Linked DNA regions of Mus musculus: region 2 is linked to region 1. A link is a loop called in an ENCODE intact Hi-C map of the cell type or tissue named here. Cell type or tissue: left cerebral cortex. All regions are shown on one strand. Each heading gives the region's core, and the rest is flanking DNA. Links, peaks and the distances in the headings are about the cores only.

Region 1 (10,634 bases), core at 1,009-9,008:
GTCACTTTTTGTTTGCTCTCTCTGCTTTGTTCTCATGGTTGAGATGTGGCTCTCAGCTTCTCCTTCCTGCTGCTAGGCCTGATACACACTGCCATGCTTCTCCCCCATGATGGACTCTTATCCATCTGGAACAAGAAACCGAGAGAAACCCTTCTTCTGGGTTGCTTTTGGTCAAGTGTTTGTTGTTGCTGTTGTTGCTATTTTTGCTTTTGCCCCAACAACAGAAATGTAACAAATACAGACACATAATAAGCAAGCTTTACTGGAATCTGTATGGATTTCACAAGTTCTAATTATAGAAATATGCATACATATAAATTTATAAAGATTTTACTTGTAGCCATAAATTAGTCAAAGTTTTATTGACTTAATTCATTGTTGTCCTTTGAAGAGCAGTCTGCATGAGAATTGTTGACAGAAATGAACATTATATTGTGGGAACTGTCTGGACAGTGTAACCTCTGATTAGAATTTGGGGCATTCATATGGGCAAAAGAAAAGCTTTACATTAAGGAAAATAATCAGCTTCATTCGGAAGTTCCCAATCTGAAACTAAAATGCCAAACATAGTTTTCCTTAAAACAGTCCCAATTTAAGCAAAAAAATGTCATTTTAGAAATTCAAAAGGTCTGAAATTGACTCAACTCTATAGGAGGCATTCCATCTGACTAAGTAAGTATGAATCTTCTTTGATATTTCATGCCCTTGAATGTACACTGAAGTTCTAAGGAGCTAATGTGTCTTATATCTTTTTTTAAAATTATAATTTAATTACATCATTTCTCCTTTCGTTTATTCCCCCCAAACCTCCCATATTCCCCTCTTGCTTTCTTACAAATTCATGGTCTGCCTTTTCATATCCTTAAAGCACTGCTTTACTTTTTAAACTTTTAAATTGTGTGTTCTCTGTAAGAGTGTATCATGATGAAGTAGAATTAAATGCCACTTTAGATTTTACAAGGCATTATCACTTTATTATACCATTTAGAAATTACAGCAATCCCAAATCATATATACATATGCACGTACATACACATGCACGCAAACTTGTACACTCCCCTACTCATACAATTCCAAATTTATTTATACATTCAAATATTCTCATATCCCCACTTACATATTTACACTCAGAATCCAAGTGTGATAAGAAGCATACCCTCAGACTCACACACTTTTCTCTACCTCTACATTTAAATACACATATCCACATAGTTATAACTCCCAGAACACCATATATTAACATATATGTAAGCTTCCAGATTTTATATGCATTTGATTTCCCAGTCTTTAACATTTACATCATGTTGATGAATAATTTAACCAATAAAAATATGATAAAAAAAACTGTGTCAGATGAGATGGCTTAGGGGGTATTTGCTGCAAAAACCCAGTGACCTGAGTTCCACCCCAGGAACTCATAGGAGAGGGGGGGGAGACTAATCTTCCCAGGTTGTCATCTCACGTCTAGATGCATGCTGTGGCATGGGCACCTCACCAAAACAGAATAATAATATTAAAGATAAAAGGAAAATGAACAATACAGTTATTTACTTAGATTGCCTAACACAACGGCCTAAATGAAAGACGATACGTAGCTATACTCTCTTCACTTAATGTGTCGCTACTGGAAGGTCTTGGGCTTTTTCTTTGCTTTGTCTTGAATTTTCCTCTATGATACAGAATGGGGTCCTTGCTCCAGGACGGAAGCACATCTGCTGTGTTCCTGAAATGCCCAGAATGTAGTTATCATGTGCTTCTGAATGGTTGCAAAGGCATTTTATGGGAATAAAACGCAGGTGCAGCACCCCTGGATTTACTCAAAGGTCCATTTGTCATATGATCAGAATAATCAGTGAGTCTTAAGCTCTGTGCCTCCTCAGTTAACTATGCTCCGACACAAAACAAGATCTTCCCTAATTTACAATTTTAAGTTTTTTCACTTAAAAGTCAGAGCAAAAATGAGCCACATGGAGAGAGCATAAGGAATGTAGGTGGGAAGATTAAAATTGAAACATAATTCACTGTCTAATGCACATTTCCTTGCCACAGCTCTGGTCTCTCCACCTCCCCAAAGCTCCTTTTTATACCATTTTCTCTCTAATATTTTTCTATGGCTCACCCACATTATTTTTCCTCTTAAATCTCCAGAGAGCTCTGTAATGAAATATCCAGTTTGCTAATGGGCAGTAGAATCTTAGTTGGAGTATCTTACTGACCCATATTTCCCATTTTAATTTGTGTCTATCACAGAGATGCTTGTTTTTCTTTAGATAAATGTTTCTGCCCTGTGTGAAGGAATGAATTTAGAAATACACAATTCATCAGAAATCATGGGCCATGGGAAGATAAGAAGTAAGTGAACAGCTGTCCTTTAGTTCTTAACACATGGAAAGACATCACCTGGTTCTAATCAGCACAGACAGTAGTTGTGAAACAGGAGATGAAAAGAGGTCCTAGCTTGTCCCTTACTGTGCTCAAGATCAGCAGCCATCGGATTTTCACTTCTTGGCTCTATAAAATGCTTATAGAAACTTTATAAAATTGTGTACAATTGATCTCTTTTGGAATAAAAAGACTATGTGAATCAGAATAGTTAACCTAATGAGGTGGATCCTTTCTTTCTCCTAGTCCGTAAGTGCCTGGAAGAGCATTAGGATTACACAGTTCATTCTGATTATACATAATTGCTCGGGATTGCATTAGCATAATGCAGCTCATTCCACCTAGGAATATCATAGGAAGGAATGTGAAAAGAGTCTTAGTTCATTCTTGCCTTCACACATGACCATTGTGTATAGAAAGAAGAGACGATTGAGTTGTGAAGAGAACTTCTTGTCCTCTGCTCAAAAAATGCTGTAGTTAGTGTTGTCTGTTTTGGAAGATAGTAAATATTTCTGCTATTCTTCAGACTTACTAAGTGAGGAAGCTGGAATTATTTTTTCCTTCCACCGAGTTTTAAAAATGGACCATAATACAGTACCTTTTATATCCATCTTGCTGTGGGTCAGACTATGTGGCTTTGTGCATTATTTACTAAACTTTGAGGAAACACTCCTATTCTTATGTCCTTTGTGCAGATGGAGGGAGTGAGAATAAAGACATGTAGCTGTAAACTACAACAACTTTCTGACAGTACAATATCATCATTAATGTTTCTGCATTACTGAGATCACATGGGGTATCCCTGCCTGTTAATCAAATGCAGTACCTAGGAATATATTCTATCCTTCTCTGCCCCCTCTTCCTATCCCACCTCACCACATAGGACCTGAGAAAGTCATTAAGGCTAGCCTAGAATTCATACTGTAACACAAGACAACCATTGAATTCATGATCCTTCTTTATCAACCTTGCAAATAGCTGGGATTACAAGCCTACAAGAACAAAGTAAAATATAGTGTTGAAATATTTGTTTATGACTAAGATATGAAGCAAAAATCACACAGGCATTCAATATGCATTTTAATAAAGAAATGAAAAGATCAGTTAGTTCATTAAGAGTTAAGAAGAATCCATGTCACTTTGTGTGTTTGTCACTGGGAAATCAGGATTCCAGGGAAAAGATATTAAATCTCCTCTAGATGGATGAACCTTCATCAAGAGGTCAATTGACTTTAGTAGTGTAGGACTCTTTGGTGATAAAATATATACATCAAAGATTTCCTTAAGGTTGGTAGTGCATGATTCGTCATGGAGGTAAATGCTATGACACTGAATCAGCAGATTCTTTCTCAAATGTCTGTTGTTTGTTTTGACTTCTTCCTTAACTCCATATTTGTAAGCAATAGTCATGTCTTCTCGGTTAGAACCAATCTAGGACTTCCTGAGGTTGCCACAGCGGAAACCAATATTTTAACTGTCATCAGGGTCAGAGAACTTCAAATGAAAACGGCGAGAACTCAAAAATAAGCCACGTAAAACACATACATAATACTGCTAAAGGTCCTGGTACTGGCCATAGAACCTTGAAAAAGAGATTAACAAATAAGTATTACTGGAACAAAAACTTACATAGAATGCATTGATACAATAGCCCGAAAGAAAAGAAGGAAATATTTATTTATTCACCTGTAAATTTTACATTATGTACCATGGGGATGAGGACACATCAGCACAAGTTTCTTGCAATATCATTATCACTGTTTAGACAGAAAATGATACAGTATTTTCTGACCAGCACTATGTAATTCACAAGGCTAGAGACCTGTCTTTCTTCTTCTTCCAAATACTGAGCCTTTCTGTAGCTCATTAACATTTATTTCTCTAGAGCTTTTGCTTAAAACATCCTTTCATACATTTCAAGAAGTAATTCTTGAAAATTATTGCTCATTTGATATTTTCCCCATTGTTGCTTATTTATTGGTCAGGACTGTACACCAACTTTATTTATTCTCATTACCCTTATCATGTGACAAAGGTTGGTCCCCTATGTTACTCACATAGTTTAGCACTTTAAGACATCTTGTAAATTTTCCTTTCAACTTCATTCAGTTGGAAGAGGGAATCAAGACACCTTCACTGGTTAAATAAAAAGCTTGTGTCCTGTAATTCGAGGTTGGCATCACAAGACATTCACCCACCCTTTCCGTTCACTTCCTGTTTTATATCTCCAAGCTGTTTCACTCCTAGGGGAATATTTATAACCTCCTGGCATTTTAAAGCAAGCTAGTGGAAAGATAATTACTTCTCAGCATTTGCTACTGAATAGGAAGAGTCATCCAGACCATGGAGACAGAAGGATGAGTTGATGCTGGAGCCTTTCATCTGCCACTTCCAAATGTTCCTCTTTCTCCGGGCGCTCCCGCTGACTTCAAGTAAAGATGTGTGCTCGCTCAGAGTTGAGGAGATGAGAGAAGGCTGGTGCGAAGTTCACCTGATTCTGGTGGGAACAATCAGACATTCTAGTGGAGTGAAGGGCCTGAAAACTTTCCATCCAGCCTAGATTAGCCTTCTCTCGCTAAAAGAGAGACTCCACCTGCTGAGGGTGGTGACTTCCGTCTGGAAATATTTTCCTCACTCAGTGGGCAGTGTGCCTTTGAAAGGGTGACTCAAAGAGCACCCTGTGGGTGTCTTTTACCCCAGAGAGAAACGTAACCAACCAGATGGTACATTTCAAGTAGACTCTGAATCCACAGTTCTCATCTCAAGTAGTAGCCATTGCTCCTTAGACTGAAGAAATAAAGGAAGAAATAGACACAGGATTAGGGAACTGCTGGTGGCTTTTGGTTTTCACTCTAAAGAGGAAAGACCAGAAAGGCACTCAGTTGGATGAATAAAGGGCAGACACATCATATCTACTTTAAAAAAAAAAAAGATACATAAACTAGCCATGCTGTGTTAGCCTCTTTCCTTGGAAAAAAATATCAATGGTTGATTTGTGCTTATAATTCTAAAATTATTAATTCTCTATTATCTTTATGCCAGTACCCTAGTTAACATTATGTTCTATGTGCTGGGATACCTGCTCTTCATTGTGGTTTACCTCCTGGCTTCACTGACAAACAGGTAAGTATCATTGCCTGCATTTTTACATAGGAAAAGAGACTTGGTGGGACTATGTAACTTAAAAATCACAGCTAATAAGTAGAAGGACCATACATTATCCTTCATGACTCTAATTCTTGAGACCTGGGGTGAAAGTGAAATACAATACTCTGTGGAGACCATGTTCCAAGTCAACAGCTCTACTGATAATGGCATATGACTTGGGTTGAACAGAGGATTAAAGATGTCATTGTTATGATGTGATTTCAAGGGATAGAGAGATGGTTCCATGGGTAAGAGCCCACTGTCTTCTCCTTCAGAGGAACTGGATTCAATGCCCATCACCTTTATCATAGCTCACAACCCATAACTGCAACTACAGACAAACTTACACTGTTTTCTGACCTCCACGGATACCAAGTGTGCATGGAGTACAAAAATACCCACACACAGAAATAAAAAACAAATGCAATAAAAAAATGCTGTTTTTTTTCCCCAATGGCAGTATGAAAGAGAGTAAATAGAGTACCTATGTTTTAGAGCATTCAGTTTCATAGCAATTCTGTATATCCCAGGGTTATTACCATATATTATTTTGTTTTAACTAAGATTTAAATTGTATGTGTATACCAAGGTGTACCTTGGTATATTAGTGAATGGACACTGCCCCTGGAGTGATTCTAGCCAAGCAATCCACACCTGTACCCCAGTGTGCTGCTGCCCTGTGTTGGAAGCCACTGTGATCAGTACCGATTATGAAATGAAGAACTTGAAACATTTTCATCATGAAAAGTGGCTCTAGACACAAAGTCATTTACTTATCTTTACTAATGAACTCTAGAAGAAGTGTAGTAGTCTTACAGGGTGACAGTTTCTGGCTATAAAAGCAAACAAAATAAAACATCTTAATAAATAGTTTTCATTTGGAAGATACTACAGGGAGTATAAATCATAGTGATTGTGAATTAGGTAGTGTTTCTTTGTGTATAATACTAAAAGCAAAAGCAAGCAGAGAAACAAATTTAAAAGTAAGATTTGAGAGCTGCTCAGATGGCTCAGCAGGTTACAGTCCTTGCTGCTAAATCTAATGACCTGACTTGAGTCTGAGAGCTTACGTGGCAGAAGGAAAGAAATGACCCCATCAGGGTATTCTATAGCTTCTTGAAACACATGGGCTTGGTGCATGCATGCATATACATGCATACACAAATATGCGCGTGCACTTGCACGCACGCACACACACACACACACACACACACACACACACACTAGTGTGTGTGTGCATATAAAAAATTGAAAAGCACTTAACCAAAATTAAAAGCATTTAAAAAAATAATCACCAAGAAAGTGAAGAGGCAATATGCACAATGGACAAAAAAAACATCCTCAAATCAGATAATGTTGGTCTTATATTCAGAATATGCAAAGAACATTAATAGCTCAACAATAACTAAGGAATAACAGAAGTAAAACTTCTGAAAAAATGTGAATATCAGTTTGTCTGAGAATATAGGAATTGCCCAGTGAATAAATAGGATCTTTGATATAATTCATCTTCATATCCACGATAACATAAATAAATCAACCAATCAATTATCAATAGGAAGTATTCGTAAGAAAGTAAAACATTGCAATCACTTTGAAAATGAAATTTTCCATAAAAAGCTGATCATGGAATTGCCACGCCCACCAACAACTTCAATGCATAGTAATGAGGCTGACTCTATTTAAAAATAAATGTTAGTACAATGAGATAGGAATGGATCGATTCGCATTCTTCTACATGAAAACAACCAGTTGTGCCAGCACCATTTGTTGAAAATGCTGTCTTTCTTCCACTGGATGGTTTTAGCTCCCTTGTCGAAGATCAAGTGGCCATAGGTGTGTGGGTTAATTTCTGGGTCTTCAATTCTATTCCATTGGTCTACTTGTCTGTCACTATACCAGTACCACGCAGCTTTTATCACAATTGCTCTGTAGTAAAGCTTTAGGTCAGGGGTGGTGATTCCACCAGAGGTTCTTTTATCCTTGAGAAAAGTTTTTGCTATCCTAGGTTTTTTGTTATTCCAGATGAATTTGCAGATTGCTCTTTCTAATTCGTTGAAGAAGTGGATCAAGGAACTTCACATAAAGCCAGACACACTGAAACGTATAGAGGAGAAAGTGGGGAAAAGCCTCGAAGATATGGGCATAGGGGAAAAATTCCTGAATAGAACAGCAATGGCTTGTGCTGTAAGATCAAGAATAGACAAATAGGACCTCATGAAACTGCAAAGCTTCTGCAAGGCAAAAGATACTGTCAATAAGACAAAAAGGCCACCAACAGATTGGGAAAGTATCTTTACCTATCCTAAATCAGATAGGGGACTAATATCCAATATATATAAAGAACTGAAGAGGGTGGACTCCAGAAAATCAAATAACCCCATTAAAAAATGGGGCTCAGAATTGAACAAAGAATTCTCACCCGAGGAATACCGAATGGCAGAGAAGCACCTGAAAAAATGTTCAACATCCTTAATTATCAGGGAAATGCAAATGAAAACAACCCTGAGATTCCACCTCACACCAGTCAGAATGGTTAAGATCAAAAATTCAGGTGACAGCAGATGCTGGCGAGGATGTGGAGAAAGAGGAACACTCCACCACTGTTGGTGGGATTGCAAGCTTGTACAACCACTCTGGAAATCAGTCTGGCGGTTCCTTAGAAAATTGGACATAGTACTACCGGAGGATCCAGCAATGCCTCTTCTGGGCATATATCCAGAAGATGTCCCAACTGGTATGAAGGACACATGCTCCACTATGTTCATAGCAGCCTTATTTATAATAGCCAGAAGCTGGAAAGAACCCAGATGCCCCCTCAACAGAGGAATGGATACAGAAAATGTGGTACATTTACACAATGGAGTACTACTCAGCTATTAAAAAGAATGAATTTATGAAATTCCTAGGCAAATGGATGGACCTAGAGGGCATCATCCTGAGCAAGGTAACCCAATCACAAAGGAACTCATACAATATGTACTCACTGATAAGTGGATACTAGCCCAAAACTTAGTATACCCAAGATATAAGATACAATTTGCCAAATGCATGAAACTCTAGAAGAATGAAGACCAAAGTGTGGACACTGTGCCCCTTCTTAGAATTGGGAACAAAACACCCATGGAAGGAGTTACAGAGACAAAGTTTGGAGCTGAGACGAAAGGATAGACCATCTAGAGACTGCCATATCTGGGGATCCATCCCATAATCAGCTTCCAAACGCTGACACCATTGCACACGCTAGCAAGATTTTGCTGAAAGGACCCAGATATAGCTGTCTCCTGTGAGACTAGGCAGGGGCCTAGCAAACACATAAGTGGATGCTCACAGTCAACTATTGGATGGATCACAGGGCCCCCAATGGAGGAGCTAGAGAAAATATCCAAGGAGCTAAAGAGATCTGAAACCCTGTAGGTACAACAACATTATGAACTACCCAGTACTCCAGAGCTCTTGACTCTAGCTACATATGTATCAAAAGATGGCCTAGTCAGCCATCACTGGAAAGAGAGGCCCATGGGACACACAAACTTTATATGCCCCAGTACAGGGGAACGCCAGGGCCAAAAAAAAATGAGAATGGGTGGGTAGGGAAGTGGGGGGGGGAGGGTATGGGGGACTTTTGGGATAGCATTGGAAATGTCATTGAGGAAAATACGTAATAAATTTTAAAAAAAGAAAACAAGCAAACAAACAAAAAACAACAAAAAATAAATGTTTACTGATACTTTTAATTCTCATTCCAATCCTATGCTTTGTCCTCTCACCATTTACCTAATAGCTAGAGAGACTGATGGGAAAGATCCCCTAATTTGGTACAGTTGAAAGAATGTGTGGAGATCACTGCCCTGTATCCACCTACTGTTCACTGTAAGAATCCCTGTGGGTTTCTTTTTCTGTCTTTCTGAAGTCATTTAGACTGCTTATGAGAGAGACAAATGATGAAATAACCCTGTCATTGTTGGCTTTGAAATGCAAACTACATCTTTACTCAGACTCCACGTGTTCCTATAGCACATACCTGACTATGTGTCAAGAAAATCATAAAAAAAAGTTCATAGAAAGCAGATGTTCAGACATGAATATTTACACATGTATACACACATATACAAATGCTCATAGGTTTCCTTATTCATCCCAACTAGAAAGTGTGTGTGGTGGGGAGACACTCGTTAGCGATTAAACAAAATGTCCTGGAATCATGTGATGGTGCAGATCATCGGGCATGCATTGTCATGAAAAGTAGTGAATATCTGTTATTCTAGATATTCTTACACAAAATAGAAGAAACCACACCAAACCAGCTGGGACTTTCATGTTCCATTTGCTTGAAACTTCCATAACAGTGAAATCCATAGAGACACAAAGGAAGGCAATATTCTCACAGTAGAGAACAATGCAGAGAAATGACTGCATAGCCAATGTGTGGTGTTTGGGGGATTGGTGGATGAAATCCTGAGAATTAAAACCTTGTAAATGCATACTTAGACTTGTGGATTTTATTCAATTGCATCACATCTTTGTGAAAAATAATAAACAGATAAAATGAGTTAAATAATAGATCAATTTAACAGTTTTCAGCAATGTTTTGACAACCTCATGCCTTCTTCAAGAAATTCTGATTGGGTGTGTGTGTGTGTGTGTGTGTGTGTGTGTGTCCTCAAAATTGGGATTCACGTCCTTTCAATGGTTATCTGGAATGACTCTGAGTAAGCTGAATCCTTATCTATTTATACTTTTCAATGTTCTCATTAAAATGTCCTGTATTCCAGGAAAACAGGTTTACTTCCCACACACACTGTTGTTAACATTCTCTTCTTGTGTATATGTGTACATATATTTCATCTTCCTTTGCATTTTGCAGAAAATAAAATGTAGAGATAACGCCCCAGGTCTTCTCCATTGTTTTTCTTTCCTTTATCCTGACTATTGTACTAAATGGTCTGTCCCTCACAGAAAAGTTTACTTTAAACTCTGTGCTAAAGTGAATTTTGTTCTGATGTAACTTTACAATTTCATGATCAAAACTTTGGCAGCAAAATCTAAAAATCTTTTTTTCTTTTAAAGATCTACTTACAAAAAGCAAATTTACTCTTGGCAAG
Region 2 (10,634 bases), core at 1,325-9,324, 140 kb before region 1:
TACTATATATTGAGTAATAGTAAAAGTTAAGGCTATATACAGCAAAATGTGTTACAGGAGTAGGGGAGTGTGGGGAGAGTATGGGGGACTTTTGGGATAGCATTGGAAATGTAATTGAGGAAAACACGTAATAAAAAAGAAACAAGAAAAAAAAAAGTAAATAAACCTAAGTATCAAATATATAAACTTTTTTTCTAACCAGATTTGGTTTCCGAAGGGCCCACAATTTTAAATTGCTTTTTCATTTTAATGCTTTCCACATTCTTTAAAGTAAGACAATATATATGAAAGAACACATTCCCTACATTTTATATAAAATGCTTGATTTATGGTTGTCAAAGCAAAATTATGTTTAATTTGTTATCACAAGGATCTTATGATCCAGTTACTGTTAGTTTTGTCTGTCTTTCAGATATGAAAATGCTCATTCATATATTCTACAAAGATAAAAGATGCCTGACAGGTTTGTTATAAACAGGAAAAAATGTGTGTCTAGTGAATTAGAAGTCTCCCATTTCATAGAATCAGTAGAAAGACAGATACATAACGCACAATGATGTGTATACAAATTTTTAAATCAAGTCAACACAAGCTATTTTTATTTATTTTTCTTATGTTTTATTTGCTTTTACATGTAGATAAAAGTGAAATTCTAATCACTAGCCAAATTTGGATACATACCTAATTTAATTACTTAAAACAAATTGTATCATTTCTATAAATGCTACTCGCTTATAAATTAGCTCTGAGTAGCCTCAGAAACTTTGAAGGGTCCTGTCTTCTAAGCCGGACTTGTCAGTTCTGTGGTCTGTATCTGAAATTCCCATCTTATTTCTCTTGGTGCTTTTTGAAAAAGCAAACTGCTCCTTTGGTCCATCTGATCTTACTAAAAAGAGAAAAGGCATAAAGTATCCCAAGAAGGTTTGTCCTAACAAGATTTCAGACCTAGTTCCAGCCACCAAGGCAGTTGGAATAAGCCCCAGATATACAGTTCATTCCCACGACTCTTTCATCCAACTCCAACCTGGGAACCCTCTATGATTCTTTCCCCTCTATTCACTTCACAGCATCAGACCCATCACTAATCGTAATACAGGATTTTGCTTAGAAGTTTGATCAGCTTTAAAGTTTGCTTCAGCTCAGCATAGACCATACACTTAGCTCTATAGGATGACAGGATAAAGGGATTCTTTACCCTGCAGATTCTAGGAATTAATTGATCCAACTATAAATAACCATTCTGAGCAGAAAGCATACACTCAGGACATTACCTTGAAGTATATTATTTCAAGACTGACTTGAGCTCTGTGTGGTGGGGAAAAGTCAAGTTTTTGTTTGTTTGTTTGTTTTGTGATTAATTAAAATTTGCATGTCATTTGAATATCTAAATTTTGTAGTTTAATATTTATTTCTAAAAGATAATTTAATGAGAATACAACAAATTATATGCAGTTGTGTCTCAACAAACAATTAGAAGCAATTAATATTTTAAGTACTTTATTTTACAACAGATGGAATATAAAGAGAATAGAAGCTAGAAATTCTCACTGCATTATTTTTATTGCTTATACAAATAAATATATGTATATCTAGATTATACATATTAGATATAAGTAGAATTAGTTAATAAGTTATGACATGAAAATACAGTTTTAAATTATGAAGGGGATAAGAAATAGCATGTTTAAAGTGGTGTATTCATTCACATAGTCTCTCTCTCAGGTATGGAGTTCTGTTAAAAAAGGGTGACCTGCCTTTGTCATATCATCTGATGTTACTATAATCGTAGAAGTGAGTCAGAGACAACTAATTAAAAATAGAAATTATTCAGAGGAGAATGAATGATTAGGAAACCTATAAACAGTAAAGGGAGTTTATATGGAAGAGAAAACATCAGTAACATGCCAGAAGTTGAGAGGATATTTCTAATATGGACAATTTCTAGCACTAATTTCTAGCACACACGTTTATTATGACAGCAGAATCTGTTGACAGTATCTGCAGTCCAGACAAGCAAATGCATATGCAATTTTACTTTAGCATTTTTGCATTTACCCATTTCCCAAAGGAGTACATTAATTATATTTAAACTTGAATTTTATATTAGAAATGAAAGCTATAATGCACTGTATTATGAGAAAAGGGTTGGATGCTCTGAAGCAAGCATAATGTATGTATTTTTACTTCTCTGTATATTAAAAGATAGAGAAAACAAGAACTTAACAAGCAGGTGTGATGGAATTTTTTTCTAGAATTCAGAAACCTAGGAACAATACTAACAGACGTTAGTAGACTGAAGGAATAAGTAAGTCAGAAAGATTCTAAGCACAGGTGAGTACCTAATGACAGAATCATAAATGAGAGCAAATGAGAACAATCAACATAATGATTCAGTGACTACACAGGAAATATCCAACTTTCTCATCAGAGAGAAGTAAACTATATATACTGCATAAAACTGTCCAAACTAAGACTTTACTTCCAGATTTATAAAATCAATTTTTTTATCCAAAAGGAATAAAATGTTTTTTACCCTGCTTAAGTTATATGATTAAAATGGCATTCAAAATAAATCAAAAACATTTATAGAATTGTTATAACAGTAGCTCTCAAAATTTTAGACAGTTTTTATTATTTAATTTAAAATTTTTATTAAATATTTCATAAACTTACAAAGTACAGCTGTACACACAAATTTGTTTCTATGAAATATTCATCACTTAGGAATTGAGATTTTTGTGAATATTTTTAAATTCAGGCTGGTAAAGACTGTTAAAATTGTATCACTCTCAATACACTCTGATCTCATACTAAATCTTAAAGGGCTCTGAATTCATTCTTTAATCAAAGTAGAAAGAAAGATTGAAAGATAGAACTTTAGAGAGGGGGTAAAGAAAGGAGGAGAGAGAGAGAGAGAGAGGAGGAAGGGTTGGGAAGAAAAGAAAAAGGGAACAGATTAAGGCTAGGAGTTGTAGGTAGACTCTGATCCTGGAGCGGTTAATGAATGATAGACACCTGAGTTGTATTATGTAGACTTTGACTTGCACTGAAAATTGGCAAGGTACCATTTATTAGTGGGTTTCAAGTAGGCATAAATATTTAAGATATGAAATTAATATTTTAACAGCATCCTGAATTATTTGATTAAAAAATGTTCAACTGACTTATGTGGTTCCAATTTTAATGGATTTTTTTCATAGTAATTAGTGCCTCCAGGTAAATGATAAACATCTGAACCTCAGACATGCCATTGCTAAAATTAGGCACATGGAACCTTCAGAAGATTCCAGAACAGCTGGTACATTCCATTCCTTTAAGGACATAGATGGACGATAAAATATCTTTGTAAAAATTTTCTGAGGAAGAATATTATAGAGTTCTATTAAGAATGTGTAGGTGGAGCTGAATATGGTGGCTTATGTTCTCAATCCCAGTGCTCTGGAGGCAGAGGCAGGAAGATCTCTGTCAATTCAAGGCAGCCTGGTCTACAAATAGAGTTCCAAGACATCCAGGGCTGTTACACAGAAACACCCAAAAGATTTTTAAAAATTTAAAAAATGAAAAGATTGAGGAGGTGACCATTAAAACACTTTTTGAAGAGGCCATTGGAATTATTGTTCCCTATGGAGTTTGAGAAGACACATATGGAAATGAAAGATGCACAATCAATTTTTCCTTTCATTGGCTTCATGATGGCATCACACCTGCTGTATTTCCTGCTGTGAATGTGGCCCACAATGGAATAACAGTTGCAGTTCTGTATGACTCATGAACCCTTGATGTTCCTCTTCATGACATCTAAAAGCAAAGGAAGTCATGTCTCTAGAGGTTATAGCATGAAGATGTTTGCCAAACTATTTCTTAAGCAAGAAACTTTGGTCTTGTTTAGTCATGAAATTTTGATCTATTTTTTAAACAGCTACCATGACTCTAATTCAGGCCCTTTATGATTACCATAGACAAAATTGTTCTCTTCCGAACATAGACTTGTGCTCTTTATAAAACTGACTTAATGAAGCATATTTCTGAGTAGCAGAGCTATATGTGATAAAGGCAAAAGAAGCCTATGTGGTGATTGCACACATAGCAGATTTCTAGAGAGGCTCGAGTGATTAATTAGTGAAGTCCTATTCTTAGTCACATGCTACTCTCTAGGGGGAAAATGGAAGCAACATTTGGGATGGGAGCGATTAGTGGATCAAAGACTGACATCTGCTTGTCACAGCACTAATAGTTGGTTTAATATGGTTTCTTGACTTTCCAAGTAAGATGCCTTTCATCTTGTAATTAAGAATAAGTGTATATGAGAGAATGTTTAAGAATGTGTGAACATTCAGTATGAAACAAAATATTTCTACACACTGGCATTTATTAATACTTTATACCTTAATTAGTTATCAAGATTGTGGGGCTGAGAGTTTAGCTGAGTGGCATAGTATGCTTGCTTAACATGCCACAAGCTCTAAGTCTGATCTGTCCATGAGATAGAGAAGGGATTGGAGAGTAAAGAAGAGAGGAGAGGGGAGGGAGATAATGTGAATCAGGAAGGGTTCTGTCACTTTTTTTAATCCTGTAAAAATATGTAGAGATGTGGGCGGCATGACATTTGAAGGCTTTATAGACTTCTCCTGTGAAGCCATGTGGGTTGTTGCTTTATGATTTTGATAATACTTCCTTTTATATCTGTTTTTTAATTGTCTCTACACAAAACATATTCTCAAAGAATTGAAATATAGTTAAAATTCTGAAAAATATTGTTTAAACTTTACTGTTCATAGAAAAAAGTCTCATGACATATGCAGATTTGGGAAATATTACAAAATTGCACCAATGATAAGGGAACATATGGCCATTGGATGTGTTTAACTGAGGTGTGAAACTAGACACTACTGTGCATCCTATAACACACTGGGATTCCAGAGATTAAACGAACCAAGAGGCAAGTAGTGACAAAGAAGGGACAACATGCAGACTGTATGTTGACAAAGATAAACATGCACTCTCACTCTTCATCCAACATAGATATTAAAGGATGATATTTCTAATCAGCCTTGAAGGTCAAACAATAATGTTTCAAAACACTGAATTTAAAGTTATTCTATAACCTTATATAATGTGTCCAAGATATTTTGTTAGAGGCAAACACTCTCTAGCAGTGTTTTTGAATTTGAAAATTTACAACCCAGAGTTTACAAAGTGAACACTCTCCGTTACTCCTCCATACAGTAAGGAGTAAGAAAGAGAGTCTTATACTTTGTGGTAAGAAGATGTGATTGAAGAGCAAGAAGAGATCACAAGAACCAAAACAAGGCTGACTTTGAAATTTCACTGCAGAGTGAATCCTTCATAGTCATATGAGTTGCTAAAACAGTCTGCCACCTTTTGACTAAAGACTCAATTTCCTTTTTCTGGGGTAGAAAATGAGCTCAATCTCTTATTACAAAATATGCAAGTATGTTATTTGTTTAAAAGATATATATATATATATATTTAATTTTGAGTGAAGTCCATTGTGAGGATTGTTAGTTTTAAGTTTTTAGAGGAGGGGAACAGAAAGCTTTTGGCAATCAATTATCATTTCTTTGCTGGAACAATGATATCTAATTTGTCAAATTCACTTTCACTAAGTGTGGCCAAGCTTCTATAACTGAGTAAATTTGGAGAGGGAGATAGCTCATGGAAAACTTGTCATTATGCTTTATAATATCATTGAAAAGCAAATAAAACATTGTTTCTGAGGTCAAAGGTCAAACACCTTAGCTAAACTGTTTATTCAAAAGGAAATTTTGATTTAATTCATAATATAATTTATGAAATACAATACATAGTATAATATAACATTTCCAGTAAATGTAATGATGTATAAGAAAAATTATGTTTTCTGTCTTCTTCATCTCAATGAATGCATAGTGAAATTTATATACACAAAACACATTACCAGACATGTATACATAATATTTACAGTCTAAATATATGGGTTGCATTTGCATTTATGCATGCTTGTGCTCTCTATGTATATATTATTTGCATGAAGAGAGAAACGTATAGTATAAAGACCAGTAGCGTTTGTTTATAAGAAGCTTATTATCTGCTACATATATTAAAATCTTTTGCAAAGCTGAATAGCACAGAGACTAAGTAGAGCTGAAAAAATATTATGAAACAGTAACTAAGGGAGTATATAATTGAAAACAGAATTGATGGAGTGAAAATAAACTCTTTTGTCTCCTTTTGGGACCCTTTCCTCTTGGGTCAATTCAAGGGGAGGTGCCTAGACTTACTGTAATTTGAAATGCCATAGGTGTTTGATATCTATGGGAAATATTCTATTTTATGCAAAGAAACAAAGGGAGGAGGAATTGATATGAAAACTGGTCAAGATGGAAAGAAAAAAAAGAAGAAAGAAGGAACAGATATATATATATATATATATATATATATATCTTATCTGATATGGGCCCCTCAACACATATACAGTAAAGGACTGTCTGGTCTGGCTTCAGTGAGATAGTGAGATAAGACACAGGCAACCCTTCAGAGACTTGAGACCCCAGGTCTGGTGGGGTAGGGGAGTTGGAGACATACTCTTGGAGATAGGGGCAAGAAAAAATGAATGAGGAACAGAGGGCAGACAAGGAGGAAAATAACTACTGGACTGTAAAAAGATTAAAAAATAATATGAATCAATCAATAAATAAATATTGAATCTTACTTGAAATAATTAAGGATTAGTACATATTTAAAATAAACATTGATGGTATGGTGGTGGTAGTGGTGGTGTTCTTTCTCTAACTGTCTTTCTGTCTCTGTCTCTCTAGTCTTTGTCTGTCTCTGTCTGTGTGTCTGTGTGTGTGTGTGTTTATGTGTGTGTGCACGTGTGTTTCTGTGTGTGTTTCTGTGTGTGTGAGTGTGCACACACATGCACAACTGTGCAATATTAAGAGAAGAATTTGTTTCCAGTCAAATAGCAACAACTTTTAACCTATTCAACTTGTTATCATTCCGATTTAAATGAAACCTCCAGAGACAGAGATGGGCATCTTTCCCTAAATATGCAGCTCTCAACAGTTGTGATTCAATGTTCTTTTAAAAATAAAATAACTCAGACAGGCATGGCAGAACTATGGAGCTAGTCTTTCAGGCAATTGATTGGTTGGGGAGTGGTAGATGGAACCTTTCACTATCTAATCTGCCATACAAAAATCATGCAGAGATTATGCTGTCAGAAGTTTCCCTTTAAAAAAAAAAAAACAACCTTTTTAAATTCAAGGAGGAAAATGGGGCAACCACTCTTGAAGAGACTGTCAAAATCATTTAGAAATCAAAAGATCCTACTGGAGTTTGCAGTTTCTTTAATATGTGCAGCAACTCTCTTCCTCTTAACTTAATAAGGGGTTGCGTATCCGTACAATTAAAAATAATTGCCTACTGTAAAAACTGCATTGTGATTATAGAAACATGGGGCAGAATTTATTGACGACAAGACAAAAACATCATCCGCTGAACACCCTGGAACATTGCAGCCTGTAAAACATAATTGTAGCTTCCTGCAGCGTTGGCTTTCTCTTAGTCTCCTTTCATATTCCCAGTAAAAGTAAACTGATGTCTTGATGGATCTGGAAAGGTGCCATGATTTGGCTTTAAGTGTGTTTAAATTCATGAATATATCAATGTTGCTCTTTCTGAGTCACTTAAAAGATGAAAGTGTATTCTTTTCGCTGCCTCTAAATAACCCTTACCTTAAAATCAAAAATAAAAACAACAAACCAACTAAGAAAACTTTGCTAACTATCCCCTCGCTAAACGATTCCCATTCATCAGGTAAATTATTTGTGCAGGTAGTTGCAATTGGTGTAGATAGGCTATTATATGAGATATAATTTATACTTTTTCCATCATCAAACGTAAACCTTCAATTAAAAGACATAGCTCCAGAGTGAGTACAGCATTATTTTGAGTCATGGCTATTAAAATTTAACTAATATATTGGATGTTCTTTCTCAGTTTTTCGATAAATATTTATAAATTGTACTTTTTAAAATAAAACAATGATAATGAAAGAGAAATTACGAATAAGCCAGGCTTTGTGTTTAAAATAAAAAAAAAAAAAACTTGGAAACATATTTATTTATTTATTTATTTATTTATTTATTTATTTATTTAACTTATTCACTTTACATCCTGTTCACCATCTTACCCCCCCAGTATCCCCCCTACCCTGTCACATCAAGGCTCTGGGAGGTTAGATGTTTCCCAAAACAAGCAGCGCAGCTAGAACATATCCACATACAGTCAACAGCTTTGGGGATAGTCCCTATTCCAGTTACTCAAGATCCATATGAAGACCAATCTGCACATCTGCTACATAAATGTAGAGAAGCCTAGGTAAAGCCCATGTATATTCTTTGGTTGGTGGTTCAGACTCCGAGAACCCCAATTGTCCATATTAATTGACTCTGTTGATCTTCCTGTGGGGTTCCTACCCCCTTCAGGGCCACAATCATATTCACAAGTGCCTGAAAAGAAAGCTACTCAGATATACACGGTTTTGTGATGAAACTTAGCCAAAAATGACCATTCAGTAAACAACAGCTTTGCACTGGGGGAGAGCATAAAACACGATATCTGTAGCTTGCAATTCACTCACATGACCTGATCAACAGTATTTGTTGGAGAAACATCCAAGATGTCTGTGAAATTCAATTATTTATATATTTTCAAACACTGAGCTAAAAGATTGTGGGTGAGTAGTAGCTATATTTTCTGAAGAATTTTCATTTGGAAAATTAAGTAATAGATAATAATTTTTGTGGGCATTCTTCTAAAGGAAACAATTAATTCCTATATGAACATTGCTTAGGGGCCTATCAAACTTGCTGGCCAGTAGTAGCACTTTAAACCATTCAAATGAGGGTGTGGAAATGCATATAAATGAGACACTGATTTGGGTTTAATTTATTCATTTTCTAAATAATATGCAAATTTGTGTAAACCTAGATTTTTAAAATAAGATTTACAAGCTGTAAACTCTGCAATCTGACAATTTACATGTTAATGTGGCAATTCAATTCAGCAAACATTTACTGAACTTCTAGCAAAATACTCTGCAGGGTATTTTGGACGCATTATCCACGCCATTTAGGAAGCATGCAACTAGGAGAGATAGGCCAAAGAGAGAACACTTTAGTCCCTGATCTTACATCTATCATAACAGTTTGTATACAGAGATGTCACAAATGGGGTAATAAACACTTCAAAAGTGTCTTTTCTTTATATAGAATTTACATTTAGTGTGGCATTCCTATAACATCTAATAAATATTTCTAAAGCTATAGGAGACAGAGCTAGAAATCAACATCTTCCTTTCTGAACTGCTTAAATGAGTTCATGTTATCTACTCTGGATACAGGATCTACTTTCATATTAGTCTTTCACATAGTATTAAATTTGTTTCATGCTTTGGAATACGGATTTAATTATCGGTTGGTAAACTAGCTTTATTCTACTAACTTTAATTCAATATACTTCAGCAGATAATATTTGAAGTCAACATATGAAGACATCCATTCATAGAAACATAATACAGTACATGGAAGCGTATAGAAATCTTATTTGTTAGGGTTACTATCACTATGCTCAAACACCATGACCAGAAGTAATAATCCTACTTACAGCCTAACCTTATTGAGGCATTTTCTCAATGTGGCTCCCTCTTCTCTGATGACTCTAGCTTGTGTCAAGCTGACATGGGAGAAAGTCAAACTCAAAAGAGGAAGGCTATTTAAAAGCAAAACAAGCAAATACCAAACAAAATAACCCAAAAGATAGCAGCTAAACTGTAGGACAATGAACATTTTCTAACAATGACATCCACTCATTTGACAGGTGTATTTATGGAAATAGTGAATATAGTGCAGAACGTTAAAAAGTAACGACATGAATAGCCGTGCAGTTCTTTTTTGTATGAGTTACTCTTCTGTGCCTTGCCTCTATTTGTAAAGGTGGCAGAAGAAAAGACAAAATAGGGTTCACATCTGACATCTGGTGAGCGTTCCTTGTAGTCTCTTTATGTGGGGTAGTTAACTCAATTCTCAGACGAATTTGTGTAGCAAGATGTTCTGTCTGAACCTAAATCTGTGAGTATTCTAGGAGATAGAAGATATTATTGGATCTAACAAATAGATATTAAACATCTCCTTATGTAGTGTATTACCCAAGACACATAATAAAATTAACTGCTGAAAACAAGCAGAGGAAGAAAAAAACAGGAACAAAAATGAGATCATGTAATGTAATAAAATATAGCTTTGATGATATTTGGGAGTGTAGTCTAAAAACACATACTGTCATGATGTTAACCAAATACATATATATATATATATATATATATATATATATATATATATATATATATGGTTACATATGTGTGTGTGCTGTGTATGTTGTGTATGTGTGTATATAGAGAAACATGTCTTTAAGATTTCTAATTAGTCTTAATATAGAGAAATTGGTGGAGGGTCTATTTGTAGAATTGTATTTGTGTTATATGAATAGGGGCATGAAATACATATATCAAATATCTATTAAACAACTTTATAAAATTTCATTAGGCAAGATGCAGTTATGCCATTTTG

What was found. A loop is a pair of places that touch in the nucleus more often than their neighbours do. Peaks named below come from ENCODE experiments on the same cell type or tissue, not always from the same donor. Only the 100,000 strongest peaks of a DNase experiment are listed, where the experiment ranks them.
Region 2: it touches region 1 in a loop (5-fold over the local background); 2 of 42 quality-filtered maps call a loop at or near these places.

Annotation. Positions count from the first base shown.
Region 1 is chr2:96,708,909-96,719,542 of GRCm38, reverse strand. The region is part of intron 2 of Lrrc4c (leucine rich repeat containing 4C); the gene reads right to left. Among named protein-coding and RNA genes, the nearest start is that of Lrrc4c, 400 kb to the right of the region's middle. In left cerebral cortex, for the core only: no CTCF peak of the experiment used is centred there; DNase peaks (open chromatin) are centred at 1,981, 4,748 and 4,980; H3K27ac peaks cover 4,734 bases.
Region 2 is chr2:96,847,911-96,858,544 of GRCm38, reverse strand. The region is part of intron 3 of Lrrc4c (leucine rich repeat containing 4C); the gene reads right to left. Among named protein-coding and RNA genes, the nearest start is that of Gm22313, 380 kb to the left of the region's middle. In left cerebral cortex, for the core only: no CTCF peak of the experiment used is centred there; DNase peaks (open chromatin) are centred at 4,068, 4,578, 4,884, 5,180 and 1 more place; H3K27ac peaks cover 1,497 bases.